2 separate regions of the Homo sapiens genome follow, and region 2 is linked to region 1. The links are chromatin contacts, found by Hi-C in ENCODE. All regions are on one chromosome and are shown on one strand. Each heading gives the region's core, a stretch centred on a gene start or an enhancer-like site at or near the end of the contact. The rest is flanking DNA. Distances are from core to core; before and after follow the strand shown. Region 1 holds the start of LINC02572 (long intergenic non-protein coding RNA 2572). Region 2 holds the start of RAB6C (RAB6C, member RAS oncogene family).

Evidence for each region. Hi-C counts contacts between places; a loop is a spot of excess contacts on that map. Pooled maps may share reads with other maps.
Region 2: a pooled map shows a loop between it and region 1 (2.7-fold over the local background). The contact joins the promoter of RAB6C here to the promoter of LINC02572 in region 1. A Hi-C loop is called at or near these places in 1 of 50 pooled maps.

Annotation. Positions count from the first base shown.
Region 1 is chr2:129,874,411-129,879,448 of GRCh38, reverse strand. LINC02572 (long intergenic non-protein coding RNA 2572) reads left to right here and starts at 1,958. Exons shown (of 6, transcript NR_149127.1): 1 at 1,958-2,001. It overlaps LOC105373616 (a long non-coding RNA gene), which reads right to left and starts at 1,570. Exons shown (of 3, transcript XR_923328.3): 1 at 783-1,570. RefSeq lists enhancers at 586-1,141, 1,142-1,698, 1,719-2,013.
Region 2 is chr2:129,977,329-129,982,366 of GRCh38, reverse strand. It overlaps RAB6C (RAB6C, member RAS oncogene family), which reads right to left and starts at 2,701. Exons shown (of 1, transcript NM_032144.3): 1 at 1-2,701. The coding sequence starts at 2,251. The coding sequence ends at 1,487. RAB6C-AS1 (RAB6C antisense RNA 1) reads left to right here and starts at 1,895. Exons shown (of 6, transcript NR_036537.1): 1 at 1,895-2,083; 2 at 2,198-2,330; 3 at 3,276-3,419.

The sequences.
Region 1 (5,038 bases), core at 709-3,208:
CTGTCCCAAGAGGTGAAAACTTTTCAAGGAATTTAACAGGGGCACACTTGGAACTTCTCTTGGTACACAAACTATAACAAATGGTCTTCTCTCTGTCAAGTAATTTCAAATAACTATCATAAAACCACATTGAAAAAAATTTCAAAACGCCTCAGGTAGAGAACTTCAATTCTTTCTGGAATATGATTAATAAGAGACTGAAAGATGAACCCATGTTTATTGGAGTTGTTGCTTAAATTAATTTTTAAATAGTGCCTCACCACCTAGGGAAAACTAAATCACCTTCTCAATGAAGAGACGCAAGGTAATTTGGAGTCATTAAACAGGCCATTAGGAAGTGTCTCTTGCCTATCGGTTAAAAACCACACACACACACACACACACACACACACAGACACACACACAAATTTCCAATTTAGGATGGTTCGACGTATGATGTTTTGACTTCTTACTGGTGTGATAGTGATACACACTCAATATAAACTCTACTTTGAGTACCCACACAACCATTCTCTTTTTCACTCTCAGTACAGTATTCAATAAATGACATGAGATATTCAACACTTAACTATAAAGTAGGATTTTGCCTAACTCTGAGCACGTTAAAAGCAGGCTACACTAAGCTATGATGTTTGGTAGGTCAAGTGTATTAAATGCATCTTTGACTATGGTATTTTCAACTTACGATGGGTTTACTGGGATGTAACCCCCATGGTAAGTCAAGGAGTATCTGTATATACACCCACAAAACTACGGAGAAACAAGGTATTTCCCAAGCCTACCTTAAAGATAAGCAACGCTATCCCGTTTCCGGGAGCCCAGGGGTCCTGCGCTGAGCAGCGGCCTTCCTTGGGCGTTCCAGCTCTTCTGGGCAGCGCCGGGCGCTCTCACACAAATGCTGCCTCCTTCAGCGCGGGTCTTACAAAGTTGTGCTGTTCTGCATGTTGTTATTTCTAGCTTGTGTTGCACATTTCAGTATTTCCCAAACAGAACATACTGACCATCACTTAATGTTTTCTACATGATTCTAATCATTGTCCATATCCATTCAACAACTTTCAGCGTTCAGGGAAGGCATTAGTGCCCGCTTCTGGGGCTGGACGACGGGGCTATCTGAGAAGAACCGGAGGCCGGGGCTACCTCGGGAGCCTCGCGGCGGGAACGGGTCCCAAGGCCTGCGGCGACAGTACCGGGAGGTAGCCCAGGCCATACACACTAGAGCCTGGCGGAGCTGCTGGCCAGGATGCCAGGGCAGCAGGTGCACGCAGGGCCCTAGCAGAGCTCCTCCAAGAGGGGGTCTTCAGAAATAACCCCTGCGAAGGAGTGGGAGGTGCTCCGGCTGCAGCCCCCCCGGGAATAACCCAATACGTCTATTGACAAAGAAGCCGGCCTACTTTGCTTAAATCCAGAATTTATCAAGCATACATGGTCACAGACCACCCCCTCCTGCTGCTCTGGTATGACATCATTACTTTTTTGAGAACTGTTGTGTTCATCATGCAGAATGCCTTCAGCCAGCCTAACCGCCAGCTTCCTCCGGGATGGGTTTTCCTCACTCTGCAGCCCAGCATGTGGGAAAGACCCTGCGCCTGCTGTGCCCGCCCCCGCGCCCGCCCCCCGACACGCGCGCCCGCCCCCCCACACGCGCGCCCGCCCCCGACACGCGCGCCCGCCCCCCCACACGCGCGCCCGCCCCACCTGGCCCTGTTCCCGCCCCCTCCCCTCCCTGCTTCGCCCTGTCCCCGCCCCCTCCCCAGGCTGTTCTGTCCACCCCTGCTCCTTCCGCTCCCGGCCCGGCCCCGCCCCCGCCCCTCTCCCCGGAAGAATGGGGGCCTCTGCTCACACCAGATTGGTCGGACGGCATCACGTGACCTCATCTCTTGGACTCGCTTGCTATTCCCGAAAAGGGGGAAAGGATTTGGGGGGGACAATCGCGGAGCCTCTCGCTGGCTTTAGGGAGAGAGGGCTGGGGTAGAGGAGAGCCCCAGGGAGCAGGCAGAGGTGGGTTGGCTAGGGCCTTGTGTGACTTGGGCTGAGAAACTTCACTTATTCCCTGGCGCTGGCAGTTGTCAAACTGGGTCTTGTAGATGCTAAGTCTCCATAGAGGTATCGTAGGTATGTTGCAAATGCTTGATTTGAATTGCTTTTTTAAAACAAACGTGTCTTAAATAATTTTTAAAGCTTAAATGATTTTAAAAGACTGCTCAAATGTGCCGTGTCTCATTTATGGTTGTTTATTCACGTGCGAGAGGAGCTGGCTCTGCTATCAACAAAAGGGCTGCTGGTTCCCTCTGGCAGTGATTTTGAAACTTTTTAAGCAGCAAAACCCCCTTCCAAACCGAGAATTCTGCGGTGCTTCAGTCATTAAGACTGATAGAAGCTATATTTATTGGGATAGAGTGATTTTATAATCTTTATTATACAATTGATAACCTAGGGAAAGAAAGATTGAGCTGCAAAGAGGGAAGGCAGAGGAGAAGGGAGATATCACCAGGCTGTAGGTGGGAAAGGGAGTGGAATGGTGGCTTAGACAGGTGCAGGCGGTGTGAAGGACTCACAGGAAGAGAGTCTTGCCTTTCCAGCTCCCAGCTGTTTTTTGCTGATGGATTGGATGTGGGGCCACAGGGTGGCAAGAGAGAAAACCAGGATGACTCCTGAGATTTTGGCTTGAGCAACTGGGCCGATTCTGGTGCCAGTTGTTGAGGTGGAGTGTGGGAAACTGAACATGCCCTCGTGTGTGTGGGGACACTTTTGGGCGGTTACAGGAGGTAGTGGTAACGAATGATAATAGCAGAACATCAGGGTAAGCCTGATAAAGAATTATAAAAATCAGGCCATCAGGGTAAACTCAACGTAACTACTGATGCAAATTGAATAGCTTCTGGCTGTTTACTAAAAACGGAATGAGGGATAGTAACTGTAGCTTTAATTCCATAACAATAGAGCTAAAAATCTACCATAGCTGTGTAGACACTTGCTGACTACCTGAATGCATTCAGGTTTTTTCTAAATAATAGAATTATCTAATCATTCTCTATTTTTTGAATTGGCATGTTCCTTTGGGTGTTGGTTTCCTTTCTGCCCCCACAAGTTTGGTGACAAGGATGGGACACCTTGAGTGAGCCTTTCCACTGGGCAAATTGGAGGATGTGTAGCCATCTTCGGTCAGACAAGAGGCCTTGTTTGCTGAAGTCTTTCTTAAACACATTGACTCATTAAGTCTATCATTTGATTGACCCTACTGTCGTAGCTTACACCAAAGAAAAATTATGGTCATGTGTAAAGCTATATCCTCTCCCTAGCTCAAATACGGGGAATTGAACCTGTAATTAGAGAACTAGAAAGAGAATCATAAAGAAAGGACATTTGCCTTGTAATAGTCTTCCTATATTACCTATGAAAAAGGAAGGGAAACTGACAAAGAAGTTTAGCTTGCTTACATATTTTTACAAAATCTGATAGAAATATATTTTTGGTATGTCTGACAGTTGTAGTACTCAACCTCTTAGCCTCCTATTGTGTGACCTAACTAATTTTAGTAATAGACTTATGTTGAGCTTTCTTTTCTATACCTTCAGCAGAGGAACCAAGGTATCTCTTTGTGTTTACCTATGAAGGCTTTCCATATTGGTGGCAATGCATCCCCCAGGGATTCAGAGATTTGCCAACTATAATCTCTAGGCATTTACAAAAGAACTTAAAGAAACTTCCCCCACCTCAGGAGTCCATATATGGATATATATGGATGATTTATTGATAGGTAACACCTCATGTGCTAACAAGATATATTAGGCCAGACATGGTGACTCATGCCTGCAAAACCAGCACTTTGGGAGGCTGAGGTGGGCAGATTGCTTGAGCTTAGAGTTCGAGACCAGCTTGGGCAACATGGTGAAACCCTATCTCTACAAAAACTTATAAAAATGAGCCAGGCCTGGTGGTGGGTGCCTGTAGTCCCAGTTACTTGAGAGGCTGAGGTGGGAGGATCACTTGAGCCTGGGAGGTGGAGGTTACAGTGAGCCGAGCTCGCACCACTGCACTCTAGTATGGGTGACAGAGTGAGACCCTGTCCCCAAAACAAAAACAAGATATATTAGCTTTACGAAAATTCTAGCTTCTAAAGGGCATAAAGCTCCTTTAGATAATTTCCAACATCGTTAGACCGAGGTCAAGTATTTGGAATATTTGTTATTGGCTGATGGATGGGAAATAGTTCTGTCCCCAAAGCCACCTCTTTTACAAATGAAGCAATAGCTCCATGTAGCAACAGCTCTGTCACTGCGAAGAAATAGCTCCACCCTTTTGAGGTTGGTGTGCATCGCAGGCAACGGGTCCCTGTCTCTTCTGAGAGGCAAGCCACTCATGGTGGTGCTACATGAAGCATCGCTAGGTGCATTTTTGCAATAGCTAGGAGAAGCTAAAAAAGCCTTCAGATCCTTAAGTAGCCATTGTTTTCCTGCCTGTACTTGGAGTCAGTTCCTAGCTGGTCATCTCTTCTCCCTTTTCTGTAAGGAGAGCAAGGGTGCTGTTAGTGATGGGTATGCTTCCTCAAACACTAGCCTTTGGTTGGCTTTCATGTACCACTGGATTCTGTTGCTCCAGGGATGCCAGGCTGTTTAGAAGTCATTCCAACATTGGGTCTCTGCTTGGGAAGGTGCAGGCCTTGGCTCGGGGATGTAATTGTTTGGGCCTTGTGCTGTTGCTGCTGCTTTGTTTTTTTTGTTTTTGTTTTTTTTTGTGTGTTTTTTTTTGTTTTTTTGTGTGTGTGTTTTTTTGTTTTTTTTTTTGAGACAGAGTCTAACTGTTGCCCAGGCTGGAGTACAATGGCGCTTACTGCAACCTCCACCTCCCGGGTTCAAGCGATTCTTCTGCCTTAGCCTCCCAAGCTAGGATTACAGGTGTGCACCATCATGCCCGGCTAATTTTTGTATTTGTAGTAGAGACAGGGTTTCACCACGTTGGTCAGGCTGGTCTTGAACTCCTGACCTCAAGTGATCCACCCACCTTGGCCTCCCAAAGTGCTGGGATTACAGGTGTG
Region 2 (5,038 bases), core at 1,452-3,951, 100 kb before region 1:
AGGCTTTTCCTGACCTGTAACTCGAAGTTTTCTTCCTGCAAACAATGTATTTACAAATGTGTTTATTAGCTTACACAGCAATCTCACAATAACTAGTAAAGATTAAAAGGGCACACTCCTAGTATATTTGTTTGCAGTGTTTTAAGGGAAATACATATTGCCATGGTGAAGCTCTAAATAGATTCAACGAAACATCTAAAAATGGAAAGTTGTTAAAAAAAAAAAAAGCAAAGAAATATCGCCAAAGAAAAAATATTAATCGTAGCTTAAATATAAAACTAAATCACTAGTTAAACTATACAGATCTAATACAAACCAAAACCAGCCTGAAAGACCCAACCTTAAAAAATGCTAAAAAATAAGGCATAAATCTGCATAATATTCAGTTTTATTTCCATTCTCTCCTTTCCCTCTACTATGTATGCTTTACCTGATCTGCCTCTAGGGGCTTACAAGAAAACGGTTTCCGGTTTCCGTCTTCCGTCTTCCGTCTTCAATTTGACCTCAAATGTCCTGAGCAAAGTTTTTGCTATTCTGCTGAGGGTTCTTTTGCTGGTAAGCTTTAGATATCGTTATTTCTGCTAATTCAGTAGTTTTGATCGTAGTGCCAAATTTAAATTCTTCCACTGGTTCTTCTGTAAGGAATTAAACTTTTATGGTGTCTTGCCTGCATAGTATTATTTTTTTAAGAAAGAAAACCCAAGCAAAATCTATTGCTTACAGAGGTTTCTTACTTTTTAAACAAACAGAATAACTCTTGACAATTTTAAAACCTTGGGAGAAATAGTTCATTAGAACTTCATTATCTTACCATGAAGAAGTAAATACTAAAAACCTGTTCTGAAGCACTTGGTTACTTTTCTCTCCCAGAGTCTAATAAAGCACATGTGAAAGGACCATTTGTGTTAGTCAGAAATACATTTTATGTTCTGCTACTTATAAGTACTCAGTATGTTCTTTAGGACTCATTTTGAAGATGCACCAGGAGGCTTTTCTCATTCAAGCACTGCCTACCGTGATCGCTGAATTCTGACCTCAAAGAAGATCTAAGTAATTTACATCAGTGCTCAAGAATAATTCTGGACATCTTGGTCCACAGCCTACAGCAAGTGGTATCTGTAAAATTAAAGGATAATTCCAGTGGGCTTGGTCGGACTGCTGCTTTGCCATCTCTTGTTTGTTTTGAGGAAGTGGGGGGAGGCTAGGTAAGAACACGGAAATAGGGAACGGGGTAAGGGAGAGGTGAGAAGAGCAAGGAGAGATAAAGCAGGCTGTGAACATACTGCTCGTTAACCAAGCCATACTCATACTGTTGAGATTTCCATCATTTTGAAGTACATTATCATAACATTAAAAAAGAAAAAAATGTTAAGAAAATGTATCTAATTTTTAAAGTTATCACCGGAATATGCTGAAATAATTTGGCTTTTTGTAAAATATAAATAATGAAGACGCTGACTTTTTTTGTGCTTGTGAAGCTAATAGATCACCTCCACGAGACAGGCAGCAATGATGAATTGCAAAACGTTATTAATGAAGGGAAAAGGTTCAAGCCAATATTCACACTGCAGTCAATGAAAGAGTAAGGGGGCTTCTGAGGAAGGGTTGAAGATGACATGGGAGAGTAGCAGGAACAACCCCCTTCGCTGACTGTTTGCTCCTGAGGCTTTTCCAGTTTTATGTCACTCATGTCTTCTCTGCTTCCGTCCTGTGTGCTTTCCATTCCCGGCAAAGCTGCTGCTACACGTCGAAAGAGCTGCTTTACATTGTATCCAGCTTTTGCCCTAGTTTCAATAAACGTAACATTCAGCCCTTTGGCTTTCCTCTCTCCCTCCTCAACTGACACTTGCCTCTTGTCAGCAAGATCTGTTCTATTTCCTACTAGCGTGATGATAACATCACTTCCTCTTTCTGTTCTGACATCATCAATCCACTTTGTAGTTTGCTGGAATGAGTTAACATTTGTGATATCGTAAACTACTACAGCTGCAGCAGAATCACGGATGTACCTGGGAATGAGGCTACGGAGACGTTCCTGACCCGCCGTATCCCACAGCCGAAGCCCGATTGTTCCATCCTCCAAGTACATAGTTTTTGATAAAAAGTCAATGCCAATTATTGCCTGATAGGTGTTGTCAAAACTGTCATACCTGAATCTGGTGATCAAAGATGTCTTTGCAACGCTTTGCTCCCCCAGGAACACCAGCTTGAATTTCCTCAGCGGATTCCCGAAGTCTCCGCCCGCGGACATGGTGGAACTAGAGGAGCTGTCGCCGCCTCAGCCCAGAGACCTCCCGGACCGATGCTCCTCCAGCCGGCTGACGAAAAAGGCGAGCGGAAGGGCGGGCGCCGAGCTCTCTGCGCCCCTGCAAGGGCCGGTGGAGGAGCCCGGCTGGAGGAGCCCGGCTGGAGGGCAGCAGGGCTCGCCACAGACTGGCAGCCGCCGCCGCCTCCCGGCAGAGTAGCCGAGCACGGAGCGAGGCCCGCGGCTGGGAAGGGAAGGAGGGCGGTGTCGGCAGGAGCCAGGGGTGTGCTTTGGCTTCCCAAGGCTAGGGCCGTTCCCTCCTTCCGCACCCGGCTCAGAGACCTGCGGGAGAGAGACGGAGGGTGGCGGAGCCCAAACCGCAGATGTATCCGGGATCTCTCACGCGCGGCGCTTCGGCTTCCCCAGCCGCCGCCGCCGCAGCCCAACCTGCTGAGTGCGCGAGCCTCTGGCGCAGGGCGAGCCAGGGCGCCTCAACACAGTTTTTTAAATACACAAAACATATGTACTAAAAACAATGGTGCGGTGAAAACAAAATAATGCAAACTAGAAAAAGGACAAAATTGACATTTTAAAAACTTTATTATGTATTATTAAATATATATTAAATAGAAATGTTATAAAATTTAACGTCCCTATCTCCCCGTCTCTGTGAGAGGTCAGAAACCTAACTTTTCTAAGCCACAATTAAGCAAACACATCTGGCCTAATCACATGGACCAACATCTCTCCTAACATCAGGCAGGAAGTTTCAGTAGCTCCTGCAAAACTCTCCCACCTTGCATTTGAACAGAAATGTCAACTGATACAATTACCCAAGACTTGTATTAGACTGAATCTCACAATCACACTCAGCCTGATTATTAACCCTTCTCCTGCATCTTGCTCACCTAAATGTATCTACATTTTCTATGAACTGAAGAGCTTAGAAATGTATGTCGTCCATGTATTATAGTGTAAGTTATTGTAATATAGAAATATGGATTTTCTTTAACTCCCATTTTCTGCCTAGGAAATAGCAATGTTTTTTGAGTATGGCAAGTGTTTCCAAGCATTCAGAAGTGGAGAGTGTAGGATATCCACTGCAAAATGAGGTCTGCTTGTCATCCTCTTAGTCTCCACTGCTATCCCTCCCTCATCTCTCTCTGTTTCATTGGTGAGTATGGAAGATCAGTCACTTTTATATGAAATGAAAATTGATGAAACTAAGGTGTTGATTTGATTATCCAAGCAACCATTTATTGAGTGTTCATTACAAGTCAAATTGTGTTCTGGAGAACAGCTCAGGAAATGAATGTTTGACATCGATGTACATAACAGAAATACGAACATACCATTAAAAACTCAGACCTCTTATGACAATCCAGATTCTCATGTAAGTTTTGTGAAGCTCTTTCAAGATGAAAATGTAACAATTCAAAAAAAATTATTTAAACAAGTCATTCTTGAGACATAAAAATGGAATTAGAAGATCATATATGGCTGTTTCACTAGCTGAAATCTAAAGTACTGTTTTTAGTCAATTAACGGCCATATAATTGTTAGTTTTATATACTGATATTCATCAGAAATTAAAAACTTTAAAAAGTATTTCTGTCTCATTCTACTAATTTTAAAATTTCATTTATTTGGTTATATTTCTTCATTTTACCTGGCCTTGAATACTTCTTTCCTGCCCAGCATTAAGTTTAATTAATGTCTAATTTGTTTACTTGGTTTAGTTACTTTTGATCATGCTTGGTACACTTCTTATGGACCAGGCATGTAGAAATGTTTACAAGTTTATGGTCCTCACTCTTCCAAATCCCTAATGGCGGCACCCAACAGACACATACCACAATGTAAACACATACTCACACGCACCTGCACACCCATACTCACCCACCTACACGCAGACACACACCCATACTCACCCACCTACACCCAGATACACCTGCACTCACCCACACACACCCAGACTCACCCACACACACCTGTAGTCCCCAGCTACTCCCAAGGCTGAGGCGAGAGATGCTTGAATCTGGGAGGCAGAAGTTACAGTGAGCCAAGATCATGCCTCTGCACTCCAGCCTGAGCGACAGAGCAAAACCCTGTCTCAAAAAAAAAAAAAAATTAGACAATTGTGGTAGCCCATGCCTGTATTCTCAGCTACTTGGGGGAGCTGAGTTGGGGGGATCACTTGAGCCCGGGAAGTCGAGGCTACAGTGAGCCGTGGTCATGCCACTGCACTCGAGCCTGGGTGACAAAGCAAGATCCCTTCTCTACAAAGAAAAAAAAAAAAGAAGTCATCCACCATGGGCACTGAGTCTGATAACCACATACTTTCCTCAGCATAAATCTCCCAGTAGAGTTGCTTTTAGAAAATAGAAGTCATCCCAGCGCAGTGGCTCATGCTGTAATCCCAGCACTTTGGGAAGCTAAGGTGGGAGAATTGCTTGAGCCCTGGAGTTGGAGACCATCCTGGGCAACGTAGTGAGACCCCATCGCTATATACAATTTTAAAAAGTGGCTGGGCATGGTGGCATGCACGTGCGGTCCCAACTACTTGGAAGGCTGAGGTGGGAGGATGGATGGAGCCCAGATGGTGGAGGCTGCAGTGAGTCATGATCACACCACTGCACTCCAGCCCCAGCAGTGGAGTGCGACCCTGTCTCAAGAAAAAAAAAAAAAAAAAAAGGAAAAAGAAAATAGAAGTCAAGAATGGGGGCCCAAATGACTGTTCTGAGTTTCTTTGGTCTGTAGTTATTTTTGTATTGTTTCACAGCCTTTCTCAAA